2 separate regions of the Homo sapiens genome follow, and region 2 is linked to region 1. The links are chromatin loops, found by intact Hi-C in ENCODE. Cell type or tissue: ascending aorta. All regions are shown on one strand. Links, peaks and the distances in the headings refer to the core of each region. The heading gives the core; the rest is flanking DNA.

Region 1 (16,363 bases), core at 3,867-11,866:
TAATAGCAAGAAAACCTTTTCTGAAGTTATAGTTAAAAATATGAGCATCACCTGAAAGTCATTTGGACAGATGCATTTAAGTTGACAAGTCTTTTTGGTTTATACTTTAATTATTATTTGCTACTTTTATTGCGTTATGGTCACCAACTGTGGCCTGGATTATTTTTTGAATTTTCCATTTATGAAGTTTTCTTTTTCACTTACTATATAGTTGACTTTTGTAAATGCTACCTGATGGCTTAAAAAGTGGCATATTATCTGCTTTTGGTTAATGTATCTTTGTATGTTTGTGTGGAATACTGTGTGTCTAATTCTAGGCAGCACAAATATATGTTGGTAGAATAACACCTGGTTTTTGGCAATATAATATTTCTCTTTCTGTAAAAATGTGTGACACTTTTGCTTGGTATAAAATTCTTGCTTGGTATAAAAACATATTCGTTAGATAAAAGATATTCGACAATCTCACTGAGAGACACGAAGGCTACTTGGGTTATGGGGAGGTATGTCATCCCCTTTGCAAATTATGAGTATTTTTGGATCATCTGTAGCTGGGGGCAGGACTCTTTCAAAGGAGAGGCGATGTGGGCTATAGTGAGGAGACACTGTTTCTCAAATTCCATGTGAATCTCTGGCCTTCAGGGGCATTTGATACGTGAACGTGGCTAAAGGATCTCAAGATGAGAAACTTGCTTCATTGTTAAAGTTATGGGCTCAGCTGTCAGGGTCATACTCTGCACAGAGCAGGAGGAAAGTTCCTAGGCATTCCTGCCTGCCAACAGGGCCAGCCGCTGGTGCTGCACAATGGATCCTTAGAAGATGAACCTGGAAGAGAAGGCAAGTAGACTTTTCAGCAGGAGTCTGCTGGGAGAAAGGAGTGCCATTCTCTCTGGTGTAAAAGAATCTTCATGGTTGGGTGCGGTGGCTCACGCTTGTAATCCCAGCACTTTGGGAGGCCGAGACGGGTGGAACACAAGGTCAGGAGTTTGAGACCAGCCTGGCCAATATGGTGAAACCCTGTCTCAACTAAAAATACAAAAATTAGCCAGGCGTGGTGGCGGGCACCTGTAGTCCCAGCTACTCGGGAGTCTGAGGCAGGAGAATCGCTTGGACTTGGGAGGCAGAGGTTGCAGTGAGCTGAGATCATGCCACTGCACTCCAGCCTGGGTGACAGAGCGAGACTCTGTCTCAAAAAAAAAGAAAAAGAAAAAGAAAAAAAAAGATTCTTCATTTGGGACTGTCACTAATATGGAAGAACGGGGATATTTACCCCGTTGACATTGAGAATGTATGTACATTTAGGTAATTTTTGACCTACTATAAATGTTTGTTAGTTTTGCTTTCTAGTAAGATATCTTTTTTGATATATATATTGGCTACTGTGATAAAAAATTTAGGGAAATAATGTCATACTATTGTGGTTGTCCAGTGGTAAAATTGTCCTGAAATTTCTTAGAAGGGTTCCTCAGGCAAATGAGATATGAAGCCACCTTAAAATAAAATCACCTGGGCCACTCTTATCTTGATTTTTTTTTTTTAGCATTAATATTTTCCTACTGTTTGAAGTCCACCATTTTCTTAAGACTTTTAAAGTGTGAAATGGCACACCTGCATCCAAAGGATTCGACCAGTGGGGCACCTGCTGCATTTAAAATCTAGGGCTCTCAAATAAATCCAGCTTTACTTAAGCCTGACCAAATAAGTATTGAAAATCTTAATGAAAAGGAGCTTGATGTTATTGGCTTATTTTCCACTTTATTGAGTTTCTGTCACAGTTGCCTGAACAATGTTCGATGACTTAATTTAATTTATTTTCTTTCTGGGGGACAGGCAGGAAAGAAATTCACACAGAAAGAGGAAGACCTTAAAGGTAAACAGATGTATGTAGAAAATTAGAATGTGGACTGGCAAATCTAAGATAATTGTACTGAAATACTGATTAGACATTACAAAAGGGGCTGAGTTCTCTGATAAGCTTACTTGAAATTATAAATACTTTAACAAATAAGTTGAAGAAAAAGTGATCTACTAGAAAAGAACACCAGCCAGGAACCAGGAGACTTGGTTTGTGTTTTAAAAAGCCCATAAATTCATGGGCTCCAGAATTTAAGCCTTAAAGGGACTACTTCCTAGCTCTGTGACTTTGGGCAGGTTGCCTTCTTTTTCTGCAAAATGGGGATGGGAATTGTAACCTACCTGATAGATATTTTTCAAGAACAAAATGAGTAAGTACATGCGAAATGCATAGAACAGTGCCTGGCAAATAGTTAAGTGCTCAATAAATGTTGAAAATTATAATTTCCAAGTAATTTAATTTTTTTTAGAGCTCAGCTTTCTCATTTGTTTAAGAATAATTCTTCCTGCCCTTCTTGTATGGGCAATAAGAAGGTTTTACCCTCATTTGTTTAAGAATAGTTTTTTCCTGCCCTTCTTGTATGGGTAATAAGAATAGTTTTTCCTGCCCTTCTTGTACGGGAATAAGAAAGATCACTTGCCTGAAAGAATTTTCTCTCCAGGAGGAGAGATAAAACATTAAAGTCAAGCGCTCAAAGCATCAGACGTCACTAAAAGACATCCGAGGTCACTTTGGTCTGGGAGGATAATGAAAGTCTTCCTAACCTTAGTGCCAGCACTGGTTGCTGAACTTGAGTATATAAAGTAATGACATTTAGAAAACAATTTTGGAAACGAAACACAGATGTCCAACTTTATTTTGCCAAATAATGGGGTTAAAAACCTCTCTCTAGGCTGGGCATAGTGTCTCATGCCTGTAATTCCAGCACTTTGGGAGGCCGAGGTGGTAGGATCATGAGGTCAAGAGATCGAGACCATCCTGGCCAACATGGTGAAACCCTGTCTCTACTAAAAATACAAAAATTAGCTGAGCGTGGTGGCGGGCGCCTGTAATCCCAGCTACTCGGGAGGCTGAGGCAGGGGAATCGCTTGAACCCGGTAGGTGGAGGTTGCAGTGAGCCAAGATCGCGCCACTGCACTCCTGCCTGGCGACAGGGTAAGACTCCGTCTCAAACAAAACAAAACAAAACAAAACAAAACAAAACAAAACAAAACCTCTCTCTCTTGCCATCAAATACCACCATTAATTTATAATAGAAGTCACTTGAATATGGAAGGAGTTATCTCAGTCCAAAGACAGTGCTTTAAATTGAATCTATTTACTTTTACGGAATCTTGTTCGGTTGTAATTTTTCTTTTACCCCTTTGACTTAGGTGGAATTTAATCATGGACCAAACAACCTACATACCAGCATTTGGGAAGGTCTACTTTTGAGAGTGAGGATTTCAATAGCCAAAGGTCATGAATAGGAAGAGGAGAAAGCATTTGAGCAAAGGCATCTGTATAAACAAAGACACAGGGCTGCAGCATTGGGACAGTAAATGCTAGCTGCTTCATTAGGCAAATCCCGAATTCCAGTGTTGTAACAAAATACATGTATTTTTCACTTACGTAAAACCTGATATAGGTCAGACAATCCTCTTTCGTCATGTAGCTATGCCATTTGGAGCATGTGCCCTCCAAGGTGACTGGCAGGGGAGGAGAGAGGTGAACGCACTTGGCTCACAACTGCATTCACCTGGAAGTGATGCCTGTCATGAGCAGAACCAGTCAAAGGGCCCCATTCTTAGTGCCCAAGGGCCTGGAAGAGTGGACGTTTCCATGGGTATTGGTGAGCATCGGACTGACCAGCATGGTGGGAAAGTAGGAGGAAAACTGTTCAGTTGGGAGTGTATACAATTCTGGAAGGGGGTGATGTGAGGTAAGAGCTGGGAAAAAACCAGCTGTAATGATTACAGCAAGAACATGAACTCAGGGCTAAGGATTTTAAGGGTTAATAGGAATATCTTTATATTTTTGAGCGGGGACTAATACTAGACCCTTCTTCACAAATAATAGTTACCACAGGAAATAGATTTAAGGAGAAACAGCATAAATGAGGCAGTGATTCTGAAGCCAAATTTGAAAAACACTATGGTAGTAGAATTGATAGAAATTCTCAACAACTTCATGTACACAGGGGAACAGAGAAAACTAAGAAGAGGGAGACATTGAAGACCAATCTAAGGCCTCTTGTCTTGAAGGTTGGATAGATGATGTTAAATGAAACAGAATATCACAGGAAAAGCAAGCTTTGAAGAGCAGCATGATGATTGTGCCAAGTAATTCACTGCTGCACCTGCTGGGTTTTATGAGCCAGAGGGATATCAAGACGCAGATGCCCAAGAGACAAACATTTCGGTCTGGAGGGAAAGCAGAGATTGGGACTGCCATTCAGAAGATAGCTAAAGGTCTGGGAGTGAATGAGATCTCTGAGTGGCCTAAGTGCAGAGGTATAGGAGCAGGTGGCAGAAAAAGAGCCTTCCACACTACATTTGGGCCCTTTTTTTAGTGCAGACGGGAGAGAAAGTTAAGATGTGAAGAAGCCAGAGGAGTGATAAGAGAGGCCTGGGGACGATAGGGATGGAGGGGAGGGTTGGGGGTGTGGCTCAGACCTGCCTGGCTTGCTGGCATGTGGCTGGAAGAAAAAAAATCAACATGTGCTGCCAGGAATCAGTTTAAACTTTCAAACCTCAGATGAGCCTACAGAGCCTTCCCGAAATCTTCTTGTATTCTCCCTAGTGAATTCACCTTCCCGCTTCCAAAAAGGAATATTCTACACTTTCTCCTCTCTCATTAAGCCTTCAACACTCCCTCCCATTCCTTACTCTTGGTCGATAACCTTGTTTCTTGTGTCATTAAGAAAAATGGGCTGAGTGCAGTGGCTCACACCTGTAATCCCAGCACTTTGGGAGGCCAAGTCGGGTGGCTCACTTGAGGTCAGGAGTTGGAGACCAGCCTGGCCAACATGGTGAAACCTCGTCTCTACTAAAAATACAAAATTAACCAGGTGTGGTAGCTGGTGCTTGTAATCCCAGCTACTTGGGAGGCTGAGGCAGGAGAATTGCTTGAACCTGGGAGGCGGAGCTTGCAGTGAGCCGAGATCGCGCCGTTGCACTCCAGCCTGGGCAACAAGCGTGAAACTCTGACTCAAAAAAGAAAAGAAAAAAAGAGAGACAATGACCTCATCTTCCCACCACCACATCTACCCGGGGGTCCGCGCTCCCTCCATGCCTCCATGTGTGCAATGATGTCCTCCTCATCTGGTTCCCCCTGCATCACTCTGACCTCCTCTCTCCTGGATCGTCTCCATCAGCACATACATGTGTTGAAATATCTCCCATCTTGAAAAGCTCTTCCTAGCACCCCCACCCCCTCCCATTTCTACCTCACTTATCATTCCTTGATAGCAAAACTCCTCAGCAGGATTTCCCAGCTTAACGGCCTTCGCCTGGTGTTCTCTATTTCACACTAATCAATCCTGTTCTCATATTCTGCTTAGAGGGCTCTTGCCAACATCCGCAATGACATTCATCTTGCCAAATCCAGTGGTCCGTTCTTGGTATTCATTTACCTGAATGCTTACAAGCTTCTGACAAAATTGATCACTTCCTCCCTATTGAAATGCTCACTTCTGGGACCCCTAACTGCCATGGTTTCCTCTTTACCTTGCTTGGCCTTCCTTCTCGGTTTCTTTAGCTGGCTGCTCTAAACGCAGGAGCGCCCCAGGCCTCTGTCCCTGGATTGTTCTCTACCCACACTTGCTCTCTGCATGACCTTATTCAGCTATTTGGTTACATGTACTATCTCCATACACAGGACTTCCAAGTTTTCTCCAGTTCTGACCTTTCCATTGAGTTTTAGATTTCTGTATCCATCACCTATTTGACATCTGTAACGGAATGACTAATAGCAACTTAAACCCAACTGCCCAAAATAGAACTATTGGTTCCCTGCCACACCACTTCCAAGTCCTCCCAGCACTCAAGCCCTCCCTGTCTTCCAGCTCTCCATTTCCCTTCCTCCCCCACAGACCACACCATCCCTCCACTGGCTTTTGCAACAGCCTCTGGAGTGGCCTTTCTATTTCCACTCTTGCCTCTTCCCATACTTAGGATGTACTCTGTGCCATAGCCAGAGTGATCCTTTTCAAATGGAAATTAGGCCATGTTACTTCACATAAAGGTTTTCCATAACCTTTATAATAAAACCCAGCACCCCTTCTGGGGACTCCAAGGCCCTATGTGCCCTCTTCTTTCTGACCTCATCTCTCTCTGGCTACTCCTTGCTTTGCTTGTCCCGTTCTAGCCATACCAGCTTCCTCTTGTTCCTCCAACAACCAAGGATGCCTGGATGCCACAGCCTTTGCATTGCTGTTCCCTTTGCCTTACTTTCTCCCAGGTGCCTAGTGGCTCACTCCCTCACTTGCTTCATCAGGTCTCTGCTCAAATATCACCTCCCAAGAGAAGCATGCCTTGACAATCCTGTCTAAAACGGCCACTCCCTACACCCTTTCTAGCCTTTTTGTTATGTTTGGTTTTTCCTCATGGTCCTTGTCACTACCTAAATTTATATCTGTTTCCTTTTAAATTGTCTGCCTCTAATACTAGAACATGAGATGCACAAGGGCAGAATAAGGGAGAACGATCTGCTTTATTTACACCTGTGTCCAGTGTTGACTACGGGCCTACTGCTCAGCGGTACAGCTGTCTAGACTGTCTGCTCTCTTACTGTGTCTGGCACACAGCAGGAAGTCAATAAATATGTACTGAATGAATGAATGAGCACATTTTATTGTGCAGAATCTTGCAAACCACAGTGAGTGGGATATGACAGGGATAACCCATGAACAGCCTTCATTTCCCGTTTTTAAGATTTTGGCTTTCTTGTTTTTGAGAAAGGGTTTCACTCTGTCACCCAGGCCATAGTGCAGTGATGTCATCACAGCTGACTGCAGCCTTAACTTTCCCCTAGTGTATTCACCTTCTCACTTCCAAAGTGATCCTCCTGCTACAGCCTCCTGAGTAGTTGGGACCACAGGCGTGCACCACCATGTCTGGCTAATTAAAAAAAATTTTTTTTTTTTTTTGTAGAAATGGTGTCTCCCTATGTTGTCCAGGCAAATCTCGAGCTCCTGGGCTTAGGCAATCCTCCCACCTCAACCTCCCAATGTGCTGGGATTACAGATGTGAGCCACTGTGCCCAGCCTGCCCCCGCCTCTTTTTTTTTTTTTTTAACCTTTTTGTTTAACTTTTCCCTTCACCCCATCCCAATCCATCTACATGTATGCACACTTATTTGGAAAGCAGGTTTGAGGTAAAAACAAAGACCTTCACTATATTTTGCTTTGACAGAAGGAAAGAGGAAGAGTTTCTATTAAAATCTATCATATGAATAGTGTGACTTAAGTCCTGTTTCAGGAGATAAAAATAGCTTTCTGGACTGGTTAAAGTCCCCCAGAAACAATACAGTTAATTTAATTTATTTTTTTGAGACAGAGTCTCCCTCTGTCGCCCGGGCTGGAGTACAGGGGTGCGATCTCAGCTCACTGCAACCTCTGCTTCCCAGGTTCAAGTGATTCTCATGCCTCAGCCTCCCAAGTAGCTGGGATTACAGGTGCCCACCACCATGCCTGCTAATTTTTGTATTTTCAGTAGAGATGGCGTTTCACCATGTTGGCCAGGCTGGTCTCAAATTCCTGACCTCAAGTGATCTGCCCGCCTTGGCCTCCCAAAGTGCTGGGATTACAGGCCGGAGCCACTCTGCCCAGCTGACAATACAGTTAAGAACGATTTTTATTTTAACTCTTATCACTTTGTAATTTTGACTCAATCCTTTTCAGGACCATTTTTGTTAATAAATATCAAAATGTAAAAAATAAAATTCCAGTTACCACATAGATGTGTATCCATCACCTATTTGCTATCTGTAATGGGATAGGGGTAGATGTGGTAACTGGAAACATTCAGATTCCACACGCAAATTCTGGCTTCTCCATTTTTCATACCTTCATCCTCAATGGCTCCTCTTTCCCCTCCTAATTTCTCCAGCTCCTCAGCACTCCCTCAGAAAATTAAACCTTTTTTTTTTAATTGCAAGAATTGCATAACTTGGGAAAAAAGGCCGTAAAGTGTTAGAGATCATGCTGCCATCTAAAGGATGGAAACGGTAGGAGGCTTGCCTTGTTAGCAAAAGCCAGAGACAAAACTGGGAATTTCATTAGCGGAGAGGCAGGTAAGAACCACTCAGCCTGCTGAGAAAAGCTCTTGTTCTCTTCGGTGACCTAAGGAAATGAAGGTTGCTGGGTAATTAGCATAAGTGTCTGCAACAGATTTAAAGGCAGGAAATCACATTTGGATCTGCTTTTACTCCCCTTTTTTATTTTTGGTGGTTGGTGTGTGTGTGTGTGTGTGTGTGTGTGTGTGTGTGTGTGTGTGTGTGTAGTAGGAGAAGGAGATTTTTTTTTCTTCTCACAAAAAAAGAGTTTAAAAAGATTAACATGGTTGTCTTTGGGTGATGAAAATGTGGTATTTTATCCCTCTTTGTTTCATTTCTCTGAAGTGTCTTCAAAGTACATTATTACTTAAGTGATTTAAAAAATGATTTAATTTTTAAATTTAAATAGGGGTAGGAGCAAGGTTGTTCCAGAAAAGTCTATGCCTTGTGAAGATCGAATTAAAAGAAATCTTTGATCACACTGAAAATCAATTACACTGAAGAGTTAATCCGACATTTTGTGTTTTCGTTCTTTGAAGAGGCCTATTTCCTAGGCTCCGCTTGAAAAAAAAAAAGACAGGTTTAAATTGCAGAACAAATTTAAGTTAGAATTCTAGAAAATAGTTGGATAGTTCAATAATCTATCTATCTAAGCAGCCCCAGGATGCTCACAGAACTGCATTTGGGCTGACAAACGGAGAGTTTGAAGAGAGCCACACACATGCCAAATGACAGGAAAACCCTCAAAATGTTTACCAAAGTAAACATGCCTGGTCTGCAAGGCTTACAGCTGAAACAGACAGATGAAGGAACTTGAGGGTTCCATTGCTAGAGCACTTTCTGGAGGAAAACTGGAGATAATATACATTATGAACTGAGGTTGGGATTTAGGACCAATCTTTTAGTGTCTAGCCATGGAGCCTCAGGGATTTACTAGCAGAGAGGATCAGAGAAAAGCTAAGCAGGCAAGACAAGCCTGGTGTGAGTTCTTGCATTTATAGGTCTTCGTGGATTTATGTTCTACAACTGACATCTGCTGAATAATAATAATAGCTGGCGTTTGTTGAGGAGTTATTCTGTGCCAGAAATTGTGCTAAGTGCTTTGAAGATATTATGTCACTTAATCTACCTCCAAATCTGATCGATAAGTGCTAATAATATAGCATATTAAATAACATTCCCCAAAACCGAGGAATTTCATTTATTTCCCTAAATTCACACAGCTAATATGTAGGTACAGTACAGTCTGAGTCCATAAATTTAGCAACAATACTGTAAGGCCTCACTAACATCATCAATAAGTTCCTGGAAACTTCAACTTTAAGTGAAAGGAGGTACAGCAAGTCCTCAAATAGCATTTCCTTCAATGTCTCATTTTGTTACAACATTGATAAAAAAAAATTGGTTTTGTTATACATAATTTCACTTAAAGTCAGTTTCCAAGAATCTATCAATAATGATAAGTGAGAACTTACTGTACTCTGTTATCCTAGCTAGAACTTGTCTTCAGTTTTGCTTGCATAACCCCTACCGGAATTTTGATAATCAATACTTGCATACTTTTATGTTGACATATACTGTTTTTCATCATAAGTCAAAAACCTTACAAAAGATGTAATATATGTTTTAAAACACTCTTAAGAGGCTGGTCACAGTGGTTCATGCCTGTAATCTCAACACTTTGGGAAGCTAAGGTGGGAGGATCTCTTGAGGCCAGGAGTTTGAGACAGCTTGGGCAACATAGTGAGACCCCATTTCTGCAAAAAATTTACAAAAATTAGCCAGGTGTGGTGGGCCGTACCTGTAGTCCCAGCTCCTGGGGAGGCTGAGGTGGGAGGATTGCTTGACCTCAGGAGTTTGAGCTTGCAATGAGCTTTCATGGCTTCACTGCACTCCAGCCTGGGCAACAGAGGGAGACCTTGTCTCTAAAAACACAAAAAAGATGAAAAATAAAACACTCTTAAAATATTTGATATTTGAAATTGTATTTTTACCCTACTTCTCTTACAGAATTTTATCATAATGTAACATATTTTTGCACTTCTATGGTTGTTCAAGGTGATGGTTAGTTTTTGTGTCAACTTGTCTAGGCTATAGTTCCCAGTTGTTCAATCAACACTGTCTAAGTATTGCTGACAAGGCATTTTACAGATGTTGTTAACATCTACAATCAGTTGACTTTAAGTAAAGGTTAACATCTACAATCAGTTTACTTGAGTTAAAGGAGACCATCCTTGATAATGTGGGTGGTTGAATTAGTTTGTACTTGCACTGCTATAAAGAAATACCTGAGACTAGGCAATTTATAAAGAAAAGAGGTTTAATTGGCTTATGGTTCTGCAGGCTGTACAGGAAGCATGACTGGGGAGGCTTCAGGAAACTTACAATCTTGGTGGAAGGCGAAGGGGAAGCATGCACCTCTTACATGGCCGGAGCAAGAGGAAGGTGGGGGAGGTGCCACTCACTTTTAAACAACCAGATCGCGTGAGCACTCTATCAGGAGAAGAGCACCAAAGGGGGAAATCTGTCGCCATGATTCAATCACCTCTCACCAAACCCACCTCCAACATTAGGGATTATTATTTAACATGACAGTTGGGTGGGGACACAAATCCAAACCATGTCAGTGGTGATTCATCTAGTTAGGTGAAGGCCCTAAGAGCAAAAATTGAGAAAGATTTTCTGAAGATGAAAACTCAAGACTGCAACATTAACTCCTGCCTGAGTCTCCAGCCTGTCAGCCTACCCCACAGATTTGTTAAAATATAAACTAAGTCACATTCAAATTTGGGTGGACAATGAATCATAAGTTGGGCAGTTCCAGACCATAGGCAGTTCAGGGCTCCAGAAAAGGAGAACAAGGGGGAGCTTTTATATGGTGAATGTGGAAGCAAGGCAAAGCAATCATTCCAGTGGAAAGTCCCTAGCTAGAGGTGAGGTGGTGGTTTCTGACAGGCCTGGACTATGACCATTTACATCTAGTTGGGTTTCAGTTTGCTTACATAGGAACCCAGGGTGCTGGAGCTGCCGTGGTTTAATGGCCTTCCAAAAATTATTTCAACAGATTTCAGGATTCCAAGGCTCCACAATCAAATGAGTCAATTACAAAAAAAAAAAAAAAAACAAAAAACAACAACAAAAAAACTCTTTCTCTCCCTCTTTCTGGCTGTCCATTATCTTCTGTTTCTCTTGAGTCCCTGGATACATTCACCCTAGTAAACTTAAACGCAGCAGCAACAACAAATATATAAAATTGAAGTTAAAAATTACCTATAATTTTTTGTGATGATAAGGTTACTAGTGTTAAAATATTTCTTTGGCATCAAATTATCACTGTAATTATTAATAGTCTGCAGCTACTCAAAATGGTATAAATGTATTAAAACATTTGGTAATTATTTTTAAAAAGGAGAAATATATAGAAAATGCATCTCAATTAGATTCACTGAGGGGTATGTTTGTGAAACTATGGGGGCTTGATTAAAATAATTAATGTAATTGTATCTTTGGTTCTAGAACCATCTTAAGGTTTGAGATGGGTGACAGGTAGACCTTTTTTTTTTTTTTTTTTTTTTTTTTTTGGTAAATCAGGAGAAAAATGACCAAGAAATAGGAGAGTGCATTATCAGGCTGTTAACAGTTATAGGAAGAGTACCTGTAAAAGCAGAGGATAGGAAGACGGATTACTTTAAAACCCTCGGGGACCTAGTAACTTCTAAAATCTTTTTGCATCTCTGGAGCAACTGTGCCCCCCTTGGAAGGCTGTTGCTTATTTCTCTGGGTTTCAAAGTTACCCTGTTTCACTCTCAAATATCCTAGTCGTGGACCTGGTTTGAACTTAGCAATTTTGGCAAATCTCTGGTTTTCGCCTATTTTCTGGCTTCTGTTAATTTGGGTGCATTGTCATCCTTTGGCTTTCATGTCCATGCTGGGTCTGGACTATCTTCCTTATTTGTTCTCAAGGCTCCTGTTCAGGGAGTTTCCTTGGTTTCCCAGCTTTTTACCTTCACAGCTTGATGTTCTGTTATTCACATCCCCAAATGGTGCGATTGAGTATGATCACCTCAGGGGGGCTAGACAGCTGTTGGAGGCTGTGGCTGGATCCGTCTGTCAGCCATCTTGCTTTTACTGATTAGTTCATGAGGGACCAATTACATTAAAAAGCATCACATTGTTCTTCTTGGAAATCTGGCCCCTTTGTCTGCTGCAAACTGTTTCCATTTTTCCTGCTTTATTTTTATATACCTTTTGGTCTTCTGTCCCTTTTAAACTTAATTGCTTTTGTACTTCCTTCCTTGGCTTTAGATTGCTTTTGTTTTGTGATTCTCTTGATAAAAGAAAAAACTTCAGCCAAATTAACTTTAAAGGAGTTTAATTGAGCAACGAACAATTCGTGAATCAGGCAGCCTTCTGAGCAGTAGTAGGCTCAGAGAGACTCCAGCGTAGCCATGTGGTGGAAGATTTATGGGCAGAAAAAGGAAAGTGACATACAGAAAGCAGAAGTGAGGTGCAGAAACAACTGGATTGGTTACAGCTCAGCGTTTGCCTTATTTGAACACGGTTTGAACAATTGGCTACATTAATTGGCCAGAACTCAGTGTAGGCTAAAGTCTGATTATACCTCCATTTGTTATAGTTCACGAAGTACAGAATAACCTTTAGGGCAAACTTAAAATATGGAAGGAAGCAGCTTTAGGCTAAACTTGATTTAGCACTCTAAATGCCAGTAAAGATCAAACTATAAAAAATAATGTTAAAATTTACTAAAATTTTGAGATGGAAGGAACATCATAAATCATAATTCCTGCATGTGTGTGAACTAGGTTTTGGGAATGTGCAGAAGTTATTTAAGCCTAGGGGGTTTCTGAGGGTATGAGAGAAGCAACCAACATTCCTCTAGGACTTTCCAACCTAGATGTGATGTGGTGCATTACACGTGCTTCTGTCATGCTTTCCATCTTGTCAACCATGCTACTGACCCTAGTGGTTGAAATAGGATGGAAGAAGAAGGATTGGTGGTTTGCCAATATTTAACCTGAACGCTTTCTCTCTCCTGGGATGCTTTTTTTTTTTTTAATTTTTTTTTTCAAGACGGAGTCTTACTCTGTCACCCAGGCTGGAGTGCAGTGGCATGATCTCAGCTCACTGCAACATACGCCTCCTGGGTTCAAGCAATTCTCCTGCCTCAGCCTCCTGAGTAGCTGCGATTATGGGCACGCACCACCATGCCTGGTTAGTTTTTGTATTTTTAGTAGAGATGGGGTTATACCATGTTGGCCAGGCTGGTCTCAAACTCTTGACCTCGTGATCCGCCCACCTCAGCCTCCCAAAGTGGTGGGATTACAGGCGTGAGCCACGGCACCCAGCCTGGGATGCTTTCTTTTGTTCTGTAGGCACCAACTTCTTCTCCTGATGGTGGATTTCTAATCTGTAGTTCTCTTGTTCCAGTGGAATGCTCTTGCTTATTTCATCTTTAGATCCTTGCAATCAGGGGGTCTACCTCTGGCTTCTGTTTGCTGAGGTTTCATTAGCTTCTCTAGGTAGCTCTATTGAATGGGATGAAAAACAACCTCTCTGCTGGCTCTTTCTCTCACACATGAAACTCACATAGTGCCCATGCTTGTCCATGTGGTTCTTTGTGTTTATTAGAAAGAGGTGCCCATTTCTCAAGACACTTTATGGGGAAGTTGTTGTAATATATACTGGTTTTGTTAGAACAAGAACTTCTATTGCCGTCTACTAGAAAGTAAATATACAAACTTACGATGACTACCATGTGAATAAATCTTGACATTAGATGTTGTACCCTTGACAGCATACAACTTGCGCACCATGCATGGTGACCCTAGGCCCACACATTGTATAGAAGAAACACATGATTTGCCTAGATGAACTTTGGAAATGAAGGCTGATTCCAAAACAGAAGCAAACTCTTCTTTATCCAGCTTTCATCAGTTAGGAGGATTGCCTTACTCTCAGAGTAGTCTTCTTGAAGCTCTCTCTTGCCCTCATGAGGTAAGGGTCAGGTTTTCCCTAAACTCCTTTGCGATGTTGAAGCACTGGGATTCAGAGAGGGGCAACAGCTGTTCCCAAATAAATTATTTTCACAAATTCTTACCAATATTTATCAATATGCCCTTTTATAACCTTGATGTACACGAAGGATTTTAAGAGCTATTGTTAAGGAGTTTTTGGCTAACTCCTTTGCAACTTCTGCATATGGTCTCGTACTTTATCATCTATTTTTTTCCTTGCTGTTTCAGTTGTAACTTCTGTTTTAACTTATTACAAACAAAATAGAAAATGCAAATCTTTCTCCAAAGATGATAAACATCTCTCCGCTTACTCCAATGAGAATATTTTAGTATGGATAGAATTAATCTTCACTAGAAAACTAAAATTTACCGAAGCATATATCTTTTATGGGTTTGGTATAAGAGCAGCAGGGAAAATTTCTTTCAGAACAATTTATTGTGGAGAGTATCATGAGAGTCTCATCTTTGTCCTTTCTAGAAGACACTAAGGATCATGTGAAAGAGCTCCCTGAGGACAGATTAAGAGGAGATGAGTTAAAGCTGCAAATACCAAGATTTAAGGTTAAGTATGAAGAATTTCCTGATAGAGAAAATTCTTTAGCACTGGAATTAAATATCAAAAGACTCTTTCCCCAACATTGACCTCCAAGCAAACTTTGTTGGGTTGTTCAAACCACTTTGTTTCCTGTAAGTGTTCATTGATTTCTGTGAGTGGATGATGGTTGATTACACACTTCATCCGTGATTAAACTGGGAAACGTCTGTTAAAAAGATTCAGTATAGTTTCTCTTTCCATGAATATATGGAATTATATAGTGATTTTAACCTATATTGACCAAGATAACTTTGTGATCCAAATGGTCAGGTGTCATATTTAAAAAATATATGCATATAGTTTAAAGCAATTAAATATCCTTACTCGATTTCTTATGCCGATATGTAAGAGTAGCAGCTGGTCATGAGGGTCCATCTTCTATGGCTCTTTCACATGTCTGTGTGTTTTGTGAAGCAAAGCATTGACTTCTCCTTGTTATAAACTATCTTTTGAAGGGTGCTTGTATAGTATAGTTAACAGCCTTGGACAACAGACATTGTATCTCCCTCTAGAAAAGGGGTGTCTAATCTTTTGGCTTCCCTGGGCCACATTGGAAGAATAATTATCTTCGGCCACAAATAAAACATACTCACTATAGCTGATGAGCTAAAAAAATCTCAAAAAACCCTCATAATGTTTTAAGAAAGTTTACCAATTTGTGTTGGGCTACATTCAAAGCCATTCTAGTCCACATGTGACCCGTGGGCTGCAGGTTGGACAAGCTTGCTCTAGAACAAAGGGCAGATTTTCTTATTATTTTGTGTAGTAGGCAGTATAATGGCTCCCCAAATATGTCCATAGCTTAATCCCAGAAACCTGTGAATACGTTACCTTGCATAACAAATGAAAATTTATGTTACAGATGAAATTAAGAATGCTGATCAGCTAAAGGACCTTCACATACAAAGGTTATCCTGGATTATTCAGGTGGGCTCAACGTAATCACAAGGATCCTTTAAAGTGGAAGAATGAGGTCAGAGTGATGTGATGTGAAAAGCACTCAATTTGCCTTTGCTAGTTTTGAAGATGGAAGAATGGGGCCATGGTCCAAGGCATGCTGGTGACCTCTAGAAGCTGAAAAAGTTAAGAAAATGGAAAAGAAACTTCAGCGCAGTGAGGCCCAATTTGGACTTCTGACTCCAGAACTGCAAGATAATACATTTGTATCCATTAAGCCACTAAGTTTGTGCTAATTTGCTATGGCAGCAACAGGAGACTAATACACCTTGGCAGGTAGAGGTAGTCCTCCTCTGGGGCAAACATATAAGCATGCTTACTATACAATATAATAAGGATGATGTCTCTTTCCAGGACATAGGCAGGCATGCTTATTTCCTGTTATAAAATATTCAGGTTTTCTAAGTTCAGTTTTTTGTTTTTTTGTTTTTTTTTTGCTGGAACACAATTGACTGTGGATGCTGGTATTATCTAGCCCTATTTGCATCACCTTGCGGGTACTGGGGTTTGGAGGAATTGGCTCAGATGCTGATACCGTGGCTACTACTATTGTGGTGAGTAATAGCCTCTCATTTGCCTGTAATCCAGGAGTCTCACGTCTTCTCCCAGCATCCATAAACTCTAGCAGGGTAACTTGTTAGTTTGCAAGTAGGCCCTTCACGGTGT
Region 2 (16,363 bases), core at 3,680-11,679, 270 kb before region 1:
TTAAAAAGAGAGATAAATACCTTAAAAAAAAAAAGTCAAAAGGCATATAAGCTGTAGCAGAGTAAGCAATTCATCACTGCCTATGCAGTCGGCCCTCCATATTCATGGATTTATGCCTTTACAGTCGGCCCTCCATATCCATGGATTCCGAACCCATGGATCTGGAGGGCCAACTGTACTATGCCATTTGATATAAGGGACTGGAGCATCTGCAGATTTTGCTATCTGTGGGGGGGCCCTGAAATCAGTCTTCCCAGGTAATGATTGACATTGGTCAAAATTCTAAGCTGTCTCATAAGAGTTCCAGAAATTATGGTGATTTTCTTTTTTCTTTTAGCTATATTTCTTTTTTTGTTTTTTTTTTGTTGTTGTTTTTTTGTTTTTGAGACAGAGTCTCGCTCTGTTGCCCTGGCTGGAGTGCAATGGCGCAATCTTGGTCCACTGCACTCGGTTCCCGGAGGGAACCTCTGCCTCCTGGGTTCAAGCAATTCTCCTGCCTCAGCCTCCTGAGTAGCTCAGACTACAGGCGCGTGTCACCACGCATGGCTAATTTTTATTTTTTTATTTTTTTTTTTATTTTTAGTAGAGACGGGGTTTCACCGTGTTAGCCAGGATGGTCTCGATCTCCTGACTCATGATCAGCCCGCCTTGGCCTCCCAAAGTGCTGGTATTACAGGCGTGAGCCATCGTGCCTGGCCATTTTTAGCTATATTTCTTAACTAGCCTTCTTTTTTTTTTTTTGAGACAGAGTCTCACTCTGTCACCCAGGCTGGAGTGCAGTAGTGCAATCTAGGCACACTGCAACCTCCACCTCCTGGGTTCAAGCGATTCTCCTGCCTCAGCCTCCCAAGTAGCTGGGATTACAAGCGTGTGCCACCATGCCCAGCTAATTTTTGTATTTTTAGTAGAGACGGGGTTTCGCCATGTTGGCCAGGCTGGCCTCAAATTCCTGACCTCAGGTGATCCACCCGCCTCAGCCTCCCAAAGTGCTGGGATTACAGACATAAGCCACCATACCCAGCCTTAACTGGCCTTAAGAGTATATCTTCAATCTTTCCCTCCATTAAACATATTACCGGCACTAGAAAACAGAAATGCTGTGGTTTACTGTTATTAGGAATGCCTTGATTTCTTAAATGAATAGCAAGATTGAATTTGAAAAGTATTTGGCAATGTCTGCTAAGAAAAATATCTCTGCTGAATTTTTGTATTAAGAAGCATAGATTAAAACACAGTATATTAAAAATTGATGAGTTCATAATGATACAACAACAAAAAAATTACTTGTTGGCCATTTTGGAGGATGCTAGAGAATCAACTTTTAATTCCAAAACTTGGTACATTAAGGGAAAGGATCAAGTATTTATCATGTTTTTTTCCCAAATTGTAACCAAATAGTTTGAGGAAACTTATTTTTAGAAGAATTTCAAGTGGGAGTCAGAGTATCATTGTTTTGTGGCAGGGTGCAGTGGCTCGTGCCTGAAATCCCAGCAGTTTGGGAGGCTGAGGTGGGCAGATCAATTGAGGTCAGGAGTTTGAAACTAGCCTGGCCAATAATATGGTGAAACACTGTCTCTACTAAAAATACAAAAATTATCCGGGCATAGTGGTACATTCCTGTAATCCCACCTGCTTGTGAGACTGAGGCACAAGAATTGCTTGAGCCAGGGAGGCGGAGGTCTCAGTGAGCCGAGATCCCGCCACTGTACTCCAGCCTGGGCGACAGAGTGAGAATCTGCCTCAAAAAAAAAATATATATGTGTCATTGCTTTGCTAGCCCTAATGCCATAATGGATTTGAACAATATTCCTCAGTGGCTGCCAAAGCTATCAGCTGAAAATCTGACAAGGATCTTTATATGAATGGGTCAACCCAATAACCCCTGAACTCACTAATGTTTGTTTTTTTTTTGAGACGGGATCTCACTCTGTCGCCCAGGCTGGCGTGCAGTGGCGCAATCTTGGCTCACTGCAACCTCTGCCCCGCCGCCCGATTCAAGCAGTTCTCCTGCCTCAGCCTCCCAAGTAGCTGGGTTTATAGGCGCCTGCCACTGTGCCCGGCTAATTTTTGTATTTTAGTAGAAACAGAGTTTCACCATCTTGGCTAGGCTGGTCTTGAACTCCTGACCTCATGATCCTGCCTTGGCCTCTCAAAGTGCTGTGATTACAGGCGTGAGCCACCGCGCTCAGCCACACTGATCATTTTTAACATCACAAAAAGAAACAATCTGTTAATGCAATAGTTCATGACACCCACCTAATGAAGTGCTACTTGCCCCTCCAAAACCTAAATTTGAATAAGCCTTAAAATCATATAACTTTGGCCAGGCGCAGTAGGTCACGCCTGTAATCCCACCACTTTGGGAGGCTGAGGTGGGCAGATCAAGAGGTCAGGAGATCGAGACCATCCTGGCTAACACGGTGAAACCCCGTCTCTACTAAAAATACAAAAAGCCGGACGTGGTGGCAGGCGCCCGTAGTCCCTGCTACTCGGGAGGCTGAGGCAGGAGAATGGTGAGAACCTGGGAGGTGAGCTTGCAGTGAGCCTAGATCGCGCCACTGCACTCCAGCCTGGGCGACAGAGTGAGACTCCGTCTCAAAAAAAAAAAAAAAAATCTTATAACTTTATAGAAAATCCTGAGGGATACAATCATCAGAATCCAGAATGTGATAAACTATATAGGACAGATAGACCAAGTTCTTTTACATATAAATGGCAAAGAATAAAAGGGATCTGGGGCAGTTTGTTTTGGATTAAAGTAGACTTTAAGGAATTTGTCAGGCAATATATGGACCTTGTTTGGATCCTGATTCTAATTCTAAAATGACATTATGAGGCACCAGGAAAATTTAAGCACTGACTGGATATTTGATGGCATTAACATATTAAAAATATGTTCTGAAGTACTTACAAATTAAATATCATATGTAGAATCTGCTTTAAATGGTTTAGGGAGCAAGGATTTTAGGGCTTAGATGAAGCAAGATTGGCAAACCAAGTAATTATTGAAATGAATATACAGGTTTATTATTTGCTCTAATTCTTTTGTTTGAAACTTTCAAAAGAAAGAAAAGATTAATTGTAAGAAAATGTTCGTTGTTAAACATAGGTGGTGGCATCTTTTATAACAAAAAAAAGAAAAATTAATTGTATTCTATAGTGACAAATTTTTAAATACCAATCTATTTTCATCAGCCCTCAAGATGAAACACAGACCGCAAATCATAAACCAGAAGAGCATCCTGAAGAAAATACAAAGAACAGTGTTGACGAACAGGAAGAAACTGTTATTTCTTACGAATCAACTCCTGAGGTTTCTAGAGGAAATCAAACAATGGCAGGTAGGTAGTATACACTTCATAATTTTCTACCTGGTGCTTCCTCTGAACTTCTAAATTTATTTTCCATGGGGAGATTCTAAGAAGGGAATCGCTTAAGTACCTTGACTACAGATGAGTCAACGTTTGCCTCCCCAAGTGTACCTTCAGGAGGATGCAGCCCCTGCCAGAGTCTACCCTGGCAGAGGGATCAACACATTGGCTTTGGTTTTGCTTTTTCCTTTCAATTTTAACACATAGAGTAAACTTTTTCTAATAAAATCTTTTGGCCGGGTGCGGTGGCTCACACCTGTAATCCAGCATTTTGGGAGGCCGAGGCAGGTGGACCACGAGGTCAGGGGTTCAAGACCAGCCTGGCCAAGATAGTGAAACCCCGTCTCTACTAAAAATACAAAAAATTAGCCGGGCATGGTGGCAGCCACCTCCAATCCCAGCTACTCAGGAGGCTGAGGCAGAGAATTGCTTGAACCCCAGAGGCGGAGGTTGCAGTGAGCCGAGATCGTGCCACTGCACTCCAGCCTGGGTGACAGAGCGAGACTCCTTCTCAGAAAAGAAAAGAAAATCTTTCAGTACTTGGAAAATCTATCTGTTCTCAGGGCTAGATTCTCAGAGTATTCACAAGCCTGCCACATTGGGAACTGTGGAGGATTTAATATCTAAACTAATAGAATGGGTTTGTTTACTCCAGCATTGCTATAATCCATACCTGGCTGTTCCTTCAATTGTAGAAAATTATTATCCATGGCATTTTAAAAAAAACAAGTTGTTCTGTGCTCTATTCTCTCATATTTTTTGGACTCTTCACAAATCTTTTCTTTTTTTTTCCTGGAGGCAGAGTACTCCCTCTGTTGCCAGCGCTGGAGTGCAGTGGCGCTATCTTGGCTCACTGCAACCTCTGCCTCCCTAGTAGCTGGGACTACAGGTGTGTGCCACCACACCCGGCTAATTTTTTGTATTTGTAGTACAGATGGGGGTTACTATGTTGGCCAGGCTGGTCTGGAACTCCTGACCTCCAGTGATCAGCGCGCCTCAACCTCCCAAAGTGCTGGGATTACAGGCATAAGCCACCATGCCCGGCCCTTTTACTCTTTTTCTTTATGATTTTTTGGGAACAGGGATGGGAATTAGTGCATATTATCGCTTTGCTTCTTCTTTTTTTTTTTTTTTTTTTTTTTTTGAAGCTCTTTCACCCAGGCTGGAGTGATGTGGCGTGATCTCAGCTCACTGCAATCTCCACCTCCCAGGTTCAAGCGATTCTCCTGCCTCAGCCTCCCAAGTAGCTGGGATTATAGGTGCCCACCACCACGCCCAGCTAATTTTTGTATTTTTGTAGAGGCAGGGTCTCGCCATGTTGGCCAGGCTGGTCTTGAACTCCTGACCTCAGGTGATCCACCCACCTCAGCTTCCCAAAGTGCTAGGATTACAGGCGTGAGCCACCATGCCCAGCCAGCTTTGCTTCTTTTTTATTTTATTTTATTTTATTTTATTTTTGAGATGGAGTCTTGCTCTGTTGCCCAGGCTGGAGTGCAGTGGCGCGATCTCCACTCACTGCAAGCTCCGCCTCCTGGGTTCATGCCATTCTTCTGCCTCAGCCTCCTGAGTAGCTGGGACTGTAGGTGTCCGTCACCACGCCTGGCTAATTTTTTGTATTTTTTTTTTTTTTAGTAGAGATAGGGTTTCACTGTTAGCCAGGTTGGTCTCAATCTCCTGGCCTCGTGATCCGCCCGCCTCGGCCTCCCAAAGTGCTGGGATTATAGGCATGAGCCACTGCGCCCGGCCCAGCTTTGCTTCTTGTAGTCCATAAGTAAAAAACCATTCCTACAAAACCCCGCCACCACTCCTGCCCTTTTGCAGAAGAGTAAGAAACAATGAAATTCAAGTATTCAGGACCATTCTTCTTAGGAAAAGCATGGGGTTCTGGGCAGAACATCTTCCGTATCTTATATAAATATAACGTGTATGTTATAAATTTAAATAAAATAAACTTTATTTAATTTACTTATTTAAAATAAATTATAAATTTATATTACCAGTCATGTTCCCTTGTAACAAATACTAAGCACTGCCTTTTCCTTTGCCTCTGTCACTTACAAGGCAGTATGAGCTGGGTGCAGTGGCTCACGCCTATAATCTCAGCACTTTCGGAAGCCAAGGCAGGAGTATTGCTTGAGCTCAGGAGTTCAAGACCAGCCTAGGCAATGTAACAAGACAACGTTTCTACTAAAAATAATGCTTTTAAAAAATTAGCCGGATGGGATGGCACTATAGACCCAGCTTCTCAGGAGGCTGAGGTAGGAGGATCACCTGAGCCCAGGAGGTTGAGGCTACAATGAGCTGTGTGACTGCATTACTGCTTTCCAGCCTGAGCAACAGAGCAAGACCCTGTCTCAAAAAATAAATAAATAGCCAGGCACAGTGGCTCACGCCTATAATCCCAGCACTTTGGGAGACTGAGGCAGGTGGATCACCTGAGGTTTGGAGTTCGAGACCAGCCTGACCAACATGGAGAAACCCCGTCTCTACTAAAAATACAAAATTAGCCAGGCATGGTGGCCATGCCTGTAATCCCAGCTACTCAGGAGGCTGAGGCAGGAGAATCGCTTGAACTTGGGAGGCAGAGGTTGTGATGAGCCGAGATCACGCCACTGCACTCCAGCCTGGGCAACAAAGAGCGAAATTCTGTCTCTAAATAAATGAATAAGGTAGTGTGCACAGGAGGTCTCACTTGTTAAAAAAAAAATTGTCACTGGCCAGTTTTGGTTATTATGCAGCAGGTCTGGATCAAAGTGTTATGATAGTATTAAAACCACAACATTTAAATCATCCATAGTATTTAGCTGCATAGAACTAAAAAAAGTTCCAACAGAAAATTAACCTCAAAGCAGAAAAAAAAAATGTAAAGTATTTTTTTTGTTTGTTTGTTTTTTGTTGTTGTTGTTGTTGTTTGAGACAAAGTCTTGCTCTCTTGCCCAGGCTAGAGTACAGTGGTACAATCTCAGCTCATTGCAGCCTCTGGCTCTTGGGTTCAAGCATTTCTCCTACCCCGGCCTCCTAAGTAGCTAGGACTACAGGCACGAGCTACCATGTCTGACTAATTTTTGTATTTTTAGTAGAGTCGGGGTTTCACCATGTTGGCCTGGCTGGTCTCGAACTCCTGACCTCAAATGATCCGCCTGCCTCGGCCTCCCAAAGTGGTGGGATTACAGACATGAGCCACCACGCCCAGCCAAAAAAAAAAAAATTTTTAAGTAGTTGTCAGGAAATATTTTATACTGAATAATTAGATTGCAAATTAGAAAATAACAGGCTGGGCACATAATCCCAACACTTCGGGAGACCAAGATGGGAGGATTGCATGATGCCAGGAGTTCAAGACCAGCCTGGTCAACATGGTGAGACCCCATCTCAATTAATAAAAATTTGTTTTTAATTATTTAAAAAGAAAAAATCACAATAGAACCAAATGTATCTATTACTTCCTTCTCAAAACATGTTCTAATTTTTGTGGGATTACAGCATCAGGATTTACTTCTCCAAATGTGTCTTAAAGATTTTTATCTTCTCCCATTTTCTTTGTGTGTTTTAGTGAAAAGTCTGTCCCCATCTCCTGAGTCCTCGGCATCGCCAGTTCCATCCACTCAGCCGCAGCTCACAGAAGGATCACATTTCATGTGTGTGTAGTCTTAGAAGAAGTACGTCATTTCCCTTTGCATTTGTGCTTTAGTTTTTTACTTGAATTTTATGACTTATCTGTTGGTTTAGTGAATCAAAACTGGGATTAGTTCTGGACTGTACATAGGGATAGTTGGCAGAACAAGTAGGCATATCTTGGAACCAGGGTTGGTAACAGATTGCTAACATTGGCTCCTCTGATGATTTGCTGTGTGACAGCATTTTCTTTGTCTCTTATTTCATCATCCAGAAAAACAACAAAATTTGGAGGGTATGGCCTGTGCCAAGACTTGCAGTGTTGTGCAGCTGTGCTTCTACTTAATGTTCCTTTCCATAGCGACCTGAGAATTTTGTTTAAGTCATTACACGTTGACTATGTAATGCTTTTTACAGTTAGGGTGACATGTCTGCCCACTGGGAGTTTGCTAATTATTGTAAATGACAATGAAATGTTTATGGTACAGCCAACTTGATGGAATATTAAAATCTTTAATGTCTATCTGATATTATTTCTAAGTAATTGAATTCTATTAAGTCAGGGAGGTAATTACTAAAACCATGGATGGTATCAGGGAGAAGAAGGAATCCTTTCTTGAACAATGTTCCTTAGAGCACAGATTTATAATTGAGAATAGTTTCCTGAATTCTTACTTTTAAACTTTCTAGACAATTGCTAATTTTAACCTAGAATTTAGTACTTATAGCGTACTCTAAAAGTTTTTTAACTTTTTATAAAAGCTCTGGTGTAGAGTAAGAATGTTATGCCTTTTTCTGCATTTTCTTTCTCACAGCATCTACCATATCTAGTAAGTTTGGTGCTTTAGGATTACCACCATTTTCTGCTGAACAGCAGCAGAAACATATAGAGACATTATAAGCATTAGTACTAACATCTTTTTGTTTTTTTATTTTCTTGTTTTTTTTATGTTATTTCTTTTTTCAGAGATGTCCCCCATGCTGGAGTGTAGTGGCATAATCACAGCTCACTGCAGCCTTGACCTCCTGGGCTCAAGCAGTCGTCCTGCCTCAGCCTCACAAGTAGCTGGGATCACAAGTGCACGCCACCACACTCGGCTGATATTTCGATTTTCTTATAGAGACAGTCTTACTAAGTTGTCCACGCTGGTCTCAAACTCCTGAATTCAAGCTACCCTCCCACTGCATGAGCCACTGTGCCTAGCCTCTTTGATTTTCACATTCTCAAAATATTTCTTTTATTTTCTCTCCTTTTTTTTTTTTTTTCGAGGCAAGGTCTTACTCTGTCACCCAGGCTGGAGTGCAGTGGTGCAAGATCATGGCTCAATGGCTCACTGAAGGCTGACCTCCCAGGCTCAAGCAATCCTCCCACCTCAGCCCCCTGAGTAGCTGGGACTACAGGTGTATGCCACCATGCCAGGCTAATTGTTTTGCAGAGATGGAGTTTTCACCATGTTGCCCAGGCTGATCTCAAGCTCCTGAGCTCAAGTGATCTGTCCGCCTCAGCCTCCCAAAGTGCTGAGATTACAGGTGTGAGCCACCACACCCAGCCTTTTTTCTTCCTTTTCAAGCATTTTTTAAATTTCACTAGCTTTGGGTACAAGTGGTTTTGGGTTACATGGAAGAATTGTATAGTGGTGAAGTCTGAGATTTTAGTGCACCCATTACCCGAGTAGTGTATGTTGTACCCAATCCTTCACCGACCTTCCACCCTCTCCCTTCTGAGTCTCCAAAGTCCATTATACCACACTGTATGCCTTTGCATACCCATAGTGTAGCTCCAACTTATAAGTGAGAACATATGATATTTGGTTTTCCTTTCCTGAGTTACTTTACTTAGAATAATGGCCTCCAGCTCCATCCAAGTTGCTGCAAAATACATTATTTTGTTCCTTTTTATTGCTGAGTAGTATTCCATGGTGTATATAAACCACATTTTCTTTATCCACTCCTTGGTTGGTGGACTCTTAGGTTGGTTCCATACCCTTGGAGTTGCAAATTGTGCTGCTATAAACATGCATGTGCATGTATCTTTTTTATGTAATGACTTGTTTTCTTTTGGGTCGATACTCAGTAGTGGGATTGCTGGATCAAATGCTGGATCTACTTTTAGTTCTTTAAGGAATCTCCACACTGTTTTCCGTAGTGGTTGTACTAGTTTACATTCCCACCAGCAGTGTAAAAGTGTTTTCTTCTCACCACATCCATACCAACATCTGTTGTTTTTTGACTTTTAAATTATGGCCATTCTTTTTTTTTGTTTTTGAGATGGAGTCTCGCTCTGTCAGCAGGCTGGAGTGCAGTGGCGTGATCTTGGCTCACTGCAACCTCCTCCTCCAGGGTTCAAGTGATTCTCCTGCCTCAGCCTCCCCCGTAGCTGGGACTACAGGCGTGTGCCACCACACCCAGCTAATTTTTGAATTTTTAGTAGAGATGGGGTTTCACCATGTTGGCCAGTATGGTCTCGATCTCTTGACCTCATGATCCGCCCACCTCGGCCTCCCAAAGTGCTGGCGTGACCCACTGCACCCGGCCAATTATGGCCATTCTTGCAGGAATAAGGAGGCATCTCATTGTTGTGTACCTTCTTTTGAGAAATGCCTATTCGCGTCATTTGCCCACTTTTTGATGGGATTATTTGTTTTTGTTTTTTTTTTCTTGCTGATTTGTTTTGAGTTCCTTCCAGATTCTGGATATTAGTCCTTTGTTGGATGCATAGTTTGCAAATATTTCCTCCCATCCTGTTTTCTGGAATCTACTTCCTTTCACACCTTATTGTAGGAACTATAATCTGTGCCCTTTTTTTCAGCCCAAAGTATTTTGTTGTCTTTTCATATTTGTAACTTTTATTTGAGATTATGTCTACCTGGAACCTCAAAGAGGCTTCTGTTTTTGTCAGTTGGTATCTGTGCAGGACTGAAGTGCTTGCTGGAGAGTTACAAATAACCTAACTGTGATAGTCTTACCTGTGTTCTGCCTTTGTCACTTGTGTTTAAGCCTTTTTTCTTTTTTCTTTTTTCTTTTTTTTTTTTTTGTTGAGACCAGGTCTCACCCTGTCACCCACACTGGAGTGCAATGGTGAGATCTTGGAGCCTTGCCCTCCTGGGCTTAAGTGATCCTCCCACGACAGCCTCCCAAGTAGCTGGGACCACACGCCTGTGCCACCAAGCCTGGCTGATTTTTTTGTATTTTTTGTAGAGTAGGGGTTTCACCGTGTTGCCCAGGCTGGTCTCAAACTCCTGAGCTCAAGCGCTCTGCCCGCCTCAATCTCCCAAAGTGCTGAGATTACAAGATTGAGCCATCACGCCTGGCTATGTTTAAACTTTTAATTTAATATGTTTAGAAATGACTGTTGAGGCCAGGTGCGGTAATGCCAGCACTTTGGGAGGCCAGGGCTGGTGGATCACTTGAGGTCGGGAGTTCAGGACCAGCCTGGCCAACATGGTAAAACCCCATCTCTACTTAAAAATACAAAAATTAGCTGGGCATGGTGTCAGGCGCCTGTAATCCCAGCTACCTGGGAGGCTGAGACAGGAGAATCGCTTGAACCTGGGAGGCAGAGGTTGCAGTGAGCCGAGATCACACCATCGCACTCCGGCCTGGGTGACAGAACAAGACTTTGTCTCAAAAAAAAAAAAAAAAATCTGGGTGTGGTGGCCCACACCTGTAATCCCAGCACTTTGGGAGGCCGAGGCAGGCAGATCACCTGGCTCCTGACCAGCGTGACCAACATGGAGAAACCCAGTCTCTACTAAAATTACAAAATTAGCTGGGCGTGGTGGCACATGCCTGTAATCCCAGCTACTTGGGAGGCTGAGGCAGGAGAATCGCTTGAACCCAGAGGCAGTGGTTGCAGTGAGCCGAGGTCGTGCCATTGCACTCCAGCCTGGGCAACAAGAACGAAACTCTGTCTCAAAAAAAAAAAAAAATGGTGACTGTTGCTACTGGTGACGTAATAACACAAAACATAGGAAAAATAAACATTGGACTCATTTGATTTCATCTATGTAAAGACTTGATGACCTCTTAGTAGAAAAATGTATACATTAAGAGCCATTCACATAATATTTTGATTCAATAAACAGATTATGACTGTACACATATCCTTCCAATAATAAAGGATATTCAGAGTTAAAACTCAAGTATATTTCCAGGTTCCTTAAATTGTTATAGGATTTTATTTTGTTTTCTTCTTATTCCAAGAGCAGTGGCATACTGTAATGAGGTATGATTATTGTCGGATATTTTCTAGTCTCATGGTATGCAACTACCACAAATAACTAAAGGCATGAAAACTTGTATTATTTCATATCTTCCTATTATGCATATGCCATCTTTCTGAACTAGTGGTTTTGGCAGGATTTAGGAAACCTTTACAAATGACACTACGATGTAGGCAGCTCAATAATTATTACGTATTTTAGTGGAGTTATGCAAATGTTTGCTCATTTTGTTGATCTTTTGGATTCAGCTACGTTTGGTACTTTTTTTTTTTTTTTGCAGTTGCAAGATTTAATAGAGTGAAAACAGAGCTCCCCTAAAATGGGAGGGGACCCAAAGGGGGTTGCCGTTGCCAGCGGTACATTTTTTATTCTGTATTGCTATTTATAATCACATTATGTTGGCCGGGCACAGTGGCTCACGGCTGTAATCCCAACACTTTGTGAGGCCGAGGCGGGCGGAACACAAGGTCAGGAGATCGAGACCATTGTGGCCAACATGGTTGAAACTCCGTCTCTACTGAAAATACAAAAATTAGCTGGGCGTGGTGGCATGCACCTGTAGTCTCAGCTACTCTAGAGGCTGAGGCAGGAAAATCACTTGAACCCGGGAGGTGGAGGTTGCAGTGAGCCAAGATTGCGCCACTGCACTCCAGCCTGGGCGACAGAGCGAGACTCAGTCTCAAAAATAATAAGAAGGCCAGGTGCAGTGGCTCACACCTGGAATCCTAGCACTTTGGGAGGCCGAGGCGGGCGGATTGCCTGAGTTCAGGAGTTTGAGACCAGCCTGGGCAACACGGTGAAACCCCGTCTCTACTAAAATACAAAAAATTAGCTGGATGTGGTGATGTGCACCTGTAGTCCCAGCTACTCAGGAGGCTGAGGCAGGAGAATTGTTGGAACCCAGGAGGCAGAGGTTGCAGTGAACTGAGATCGTGCCACTGCACTCCACCCTGGGCAACAGAGCAAGACTCCGTCTCCAAAATGATGATAATAATAATAATAATGAAGAGAAGGAGGAGGAGGAGGAAGGAAGAAGAATTGCATTACATTATGTTTCCTTGTGGGGCCGGGTATAGTGGCTCATGCCTGTAATCCTAGCACTTTGGGAGGCCAAGGCAGTCAGATCAGTTGAGGCCAGGGGTTCGAGACCAGCCTGGCCAACATGGTGAAACCCCGTCTCTACTAAAAATACAAAAATTAGCCAGGCATGGTGATATGTGCCTGTAATCCCAGCTAGTTGGGAGACTGAGGCAGGAGAATCGCTTGAACCCAGGACGCAGAGGTTGCAGAGAGCCGGGATCATACCACTGCACCCCAGCCTAGGCGATAGTGATACCCTGTCTCAAAAAAAAAAAATTGCATTATGTTTCTTTGCTTTGTGAATTAAGCTATGGAAATGAAGAAAAATATCCTTTGATGTATTGTATTTTAGGATTTTCATGGCCATGCTTGTCAGTTCTGTTGTTACAGAATGTCACCCTTAGTTACTTTGGGAAATGGTAATTAATTAACGTTGCAGGTGTCAAAGTAATTTCCTCTCTCTTATTTTTCAGCTATACTGACTTCTGTTGAAACCATTCAAAGCTAAAGACATGGACCTTCAGCAGTGTAAGAAGATATTGTACAGTATATTTTAAATCTATGAAATTCATAGTTCTGATGCTTTTGGTCACAGAGCATCATTTTATCACTTCTGGAAAATGTTTATTCCAAAACAGCTTTAATGGCCCATATGTACACTTCGTAATCTCAAGGTTATTATTCTGACACCAGCTTGCTGCTATGATTTCAGAGCACATAAGTAAAGGTGCTTTTTAATGTGCAGTCTATTTCCAGAGCTTACTTAGTTGCTGATTTCCAGATTTCGATGTTTCTTAAGTCTAGGTGAATTTATATATATATTTTTTTGCTTTTCATTTTCTAAAGTTAGTTATTATTTCCATTGAAGCTTGTTTTCTTTTTTTTCTTCCCATTTTAGCTACTGCAGTGCTTTTGTTTCACACTTGATTTGTAAAAATTTTATATATATGTATTTAAAATGTGCCATTTTATTGCTAAGTGAAGTATGTCCTGTTTTCTGCTATAATTCTTTCTCGGTCAGATTGCAATGTCAGCAGTTACTGCCACACTCCTGTCAGCTTAAACACAAATGTTACTGCTTATCTTTTCTTAAAAAAAAAAAAAACAAAGTGTAGGTATTTTGAAGTACTGGGCTTATATTTCATTGGAATACATGTGTACAGCAATAAGCAGGTTTCCAAATCCGGTACTTAGTTTGTGTACAAATGTAATTATGTTCATTGTGTATATATTATACAATGAGCACATGTAATGTATTAAAGGCTACTTACTATTGTTTAAATGCAAATGTTCATATCTCATTTCTTTTTTTATCATGTTAAATAAATGTTGATGTTCTTAAATCAGTGTTAGAATTTTTGTTCTTTCCATCCAAAATTGAAAGTCTTAAGACTCAAGAGACCTCTAGAAGAAAAGGTACTCTGTTAATTTTATAATCCTAGACAACATCTTAAAAGATCCTTGTCGGTCCAACCCTCCCATGTCAAAGTTGAGGACCTTGAGGCTCAAAGAGATCAATTGAGTTGGCCACAATTTAATGACAGAATTTTGACCAGACTATAGTTTTTTCTGACTTTTTCTCTAAGTACATTACATTAGCTCATTACCACTAGAGGAGTTTAGTTTTGTGAAGTCTTTTACCACGTTTCTATTTGCTTCCATGTTTCAGAAAGTAACTTCAAGCATCAGTAGTCCTGCTCTGTTTAGGGATTGGACTTTGAGAGAGGTGTGTAAGGCAGCTGTTTGTCTGACATGGGTAGCTAGAAACCGTTTCATCGTAAGTAGGACCCTCAGAGATCATTTTCTCTTACAATACATTCTTTGCAGATGTTCACGCTCTTCAGAATCAATTACATTTTCTTCCCTCTGTAACCTTTTGTTCATGCTATATATTGTTCCCAGAAAACACGGAAATTTGATGCTTTTGGATTCCTGCATAAAATGGCTGAAACTAAATTGGCACTAGTCAGTCTTTTTTTCCTCCCCATCCTATGTTAAAGAGGATTTTGATTTAATTCAAAATGCAAATGTATAAAAATTCTTCTGCAAACACAATGAAATGAAAATAGATACAATGTATATTGGGAGGTGAAAGAAAACAGAAGTTAAAATGGACACCTCTCTGTGTCCATGTACATATGTGTAATATGTTTACACATACTACCTTTCTCTAAAGGTGTCACACAAAAGTCTTCTCAAAAGAAATAGTCACCAAATTATTATTTCCCTTTAGTCATGATACAATGATTGTTTCAGATCCTTTGTCAGTGTGTTGGGGAACAATTGCTATTATTCGGGTTTTGTTTGGGGTTTTTTTATTTTTATTTATTTATTTATTTATTTTTTTTTTGAGATGGAGTCTTGCTCTGTCACGCAGTCTGCAGTATAGTGGTGTGATCTCGGCTCACTGCAACCTCTGCCTCCTGGGTTCAAGCGATTCTCCTGCCTCAGCCTCCTGAGTAGCTGGGATTACAGGCTCATTTTGGGGGGTTTTGGGGGGATTTTTTGAGATGGAGTCTCGCTCTGTTGCCAGGCTGGAGTGCAGAGGCCTGATCAAGGCTCACTGCAACCTCCGCCTCTTGGGTTCAAGGGATTCTCCTGCCTCAGCCTCCCGAGTAGCTGGGATTACAGGAGCCCGCCACCACGCCCAGCTGATTTTTGTATTTCTTTGTTTTGTTTTTTTGAGATGGAGTCTTGCTCTGTCGCCCAGGCTGGAGTGCAGTGGCACGATCTCCGCTCACTGCAAGCTCCACCTCCCAGGTTCACGCCATTCTCCTGCCTCAGCCTCCTGAGTAGCTTGGACTACAGGCGCCCGCCACCATGCCCGGCTAATTTTTTGTATTCTTTAGTAGAGACGGGGTTTCACCATGTTAGCCAGGATGGTCTCAATCTCCTGACCTCATGATCCACCCACCTTGGCCTCCCAAAGTGCTGGGATTACAGGTGTGAGCCACCGCACCCAGCTGATTTTTGTATTTTTAGTAGAGATGGGGTTTCACCGTGTTGACTAGGATGGTCTCGATCTCTTGACCTCATGATCCGCCCACCACAGCCTCTCAAAGTGCTGCGATTACACCGAGCCTGGCCTAATTTTTGTATTTTTAAATAGAAACGGGGTTTCACCATGTTAGCCAGGCTGGTCTCAAATTCCTGACCTTGTGATCCACCCACCTTGGCTTCCCAAAGTGCTAGGATTACAGGCATGAGCTACCGTGCCCAGCCTTGTTTGGGTTTTTGTGGGAAGGGAGTATATGTGTGTGTGTGTCTCTTTGGTTTTATTAAGCACAACATTTTTTAACTATTCCAAGAAGGAAAAATGTTACTTACTGGGATCCCTAGAAGCCTAGGAAATATGGAGAAAGCAGCATGAACTAGTTGTGATTCTTGTCAACATTTCAGAAAGCCAGATGAAAATCATTTATTCACAAACAGTAAGTCCATCAGGCATGGTGGCTCATGCCTGTAATCCCAGCATTCTGGGAGTCTGAGGCAGGTGGATCACCTGAAGTCGGGAATTCGAGACCAGCCTGGCCAACATGGTGAAATCCTCTCTCTACTAAAAATACAAAAAGTAGCCAGGCATGGTGGCGCGTGCCTGTAATCCCAGCTACTTGGGAGGCTGAGGCAGGAGAATCGCTTGAACCCGAGGTTGTGGTGAGACAAGATCGCATCACTGCACTCTAGCTTGGGCGACATAACGAAACTCTGTCTCAAAAAAAACACAAAAACAGTAAGTCAGCACAGATGCTTATTACATGCCATAACAAAAAGGAATACTAGTTCTTCAAAATTTTTAATTAGATCAGTACCTTCCATCTTACCCAGAGTTTGCCTTATCTAACTCCCCCTTACTGGAGTGGTGCACACACAGTCCTGGAAGTGTGGAGACTAATGGTAAGGAAGGCAGACAGGTTGGCATGGCCTTTACTTCAGGTGGGGAAATCAGCATGAGGGAGCTGCTTCCCAGAGGCTTAGAAGCTTGCTCTGAAGTTCTTAGTGCTCACTCTCCTGGTGAGTTGATGGCTGTCTTAGTGCTCAGTGTCCTGTTGGGTTGATGGCTTTACAAGTCCCTCA

Evidence for each region. A loop is a pair of places that touch in the nucleus more often than their neighbours do. Peaks named below come from ENCODE experiments on the same cell type or tissue, not always from the same donor. Only the 100,000 strongest peaks of a DNase experiment are listed, where the experiment ranks them.
Region 2: it touches region 1 in a loop (2.4-fold over the local background); 5 of 110 quality-filtered maps call a loop at or near these places.

The regions. Positions count from the first base shown.
Region 1 is chr12:19,635,773-19,652,135 of GRCh38, forward strand. It overlaps LOC101928387 (a long non-coding RNA gene), which reads left to right. Exons shown (of 7, transcript XR_007063236.1): 4 at 14,624-14,706; 5 at 15,603-16,251. Among named protein-coding and RNA genes, the nearest start is that of AEBP2, 200 kb to the left of the region's middle. RefSeq lists enhancers at 7,859-8,418, 11,875-12,376. In ascending aorta, for the core only: a CTCF peak has its summit at 8,031; no DNase peak of the experiment used is centred there.
Region 2 is chr12:19,362,769-19,379,131 of GRCh38, forward strand. PLEKHA5 (pleckstrin homology domain containing A5) reads left to right here. Exons shown (of 32, transcript NM_001256470.2): 30 at 3,196-3,341; 31 at 6,925-7,030; 32 at 12,763-13,632. The coding sequence ends at 7,019. Among named protein-coding and RNA genes, the nearest start is that of AEBP2, 69 kb to the right of the region's middle. In ascending aorta, for the core only: no CTCF peak of the experiment used is centred there; DNase peaks (open chromatin) are centred at 6,973 and 7,263; H3K4me3 peaks cover 381 bases; H3K27ac peaks cover 2,359 bases.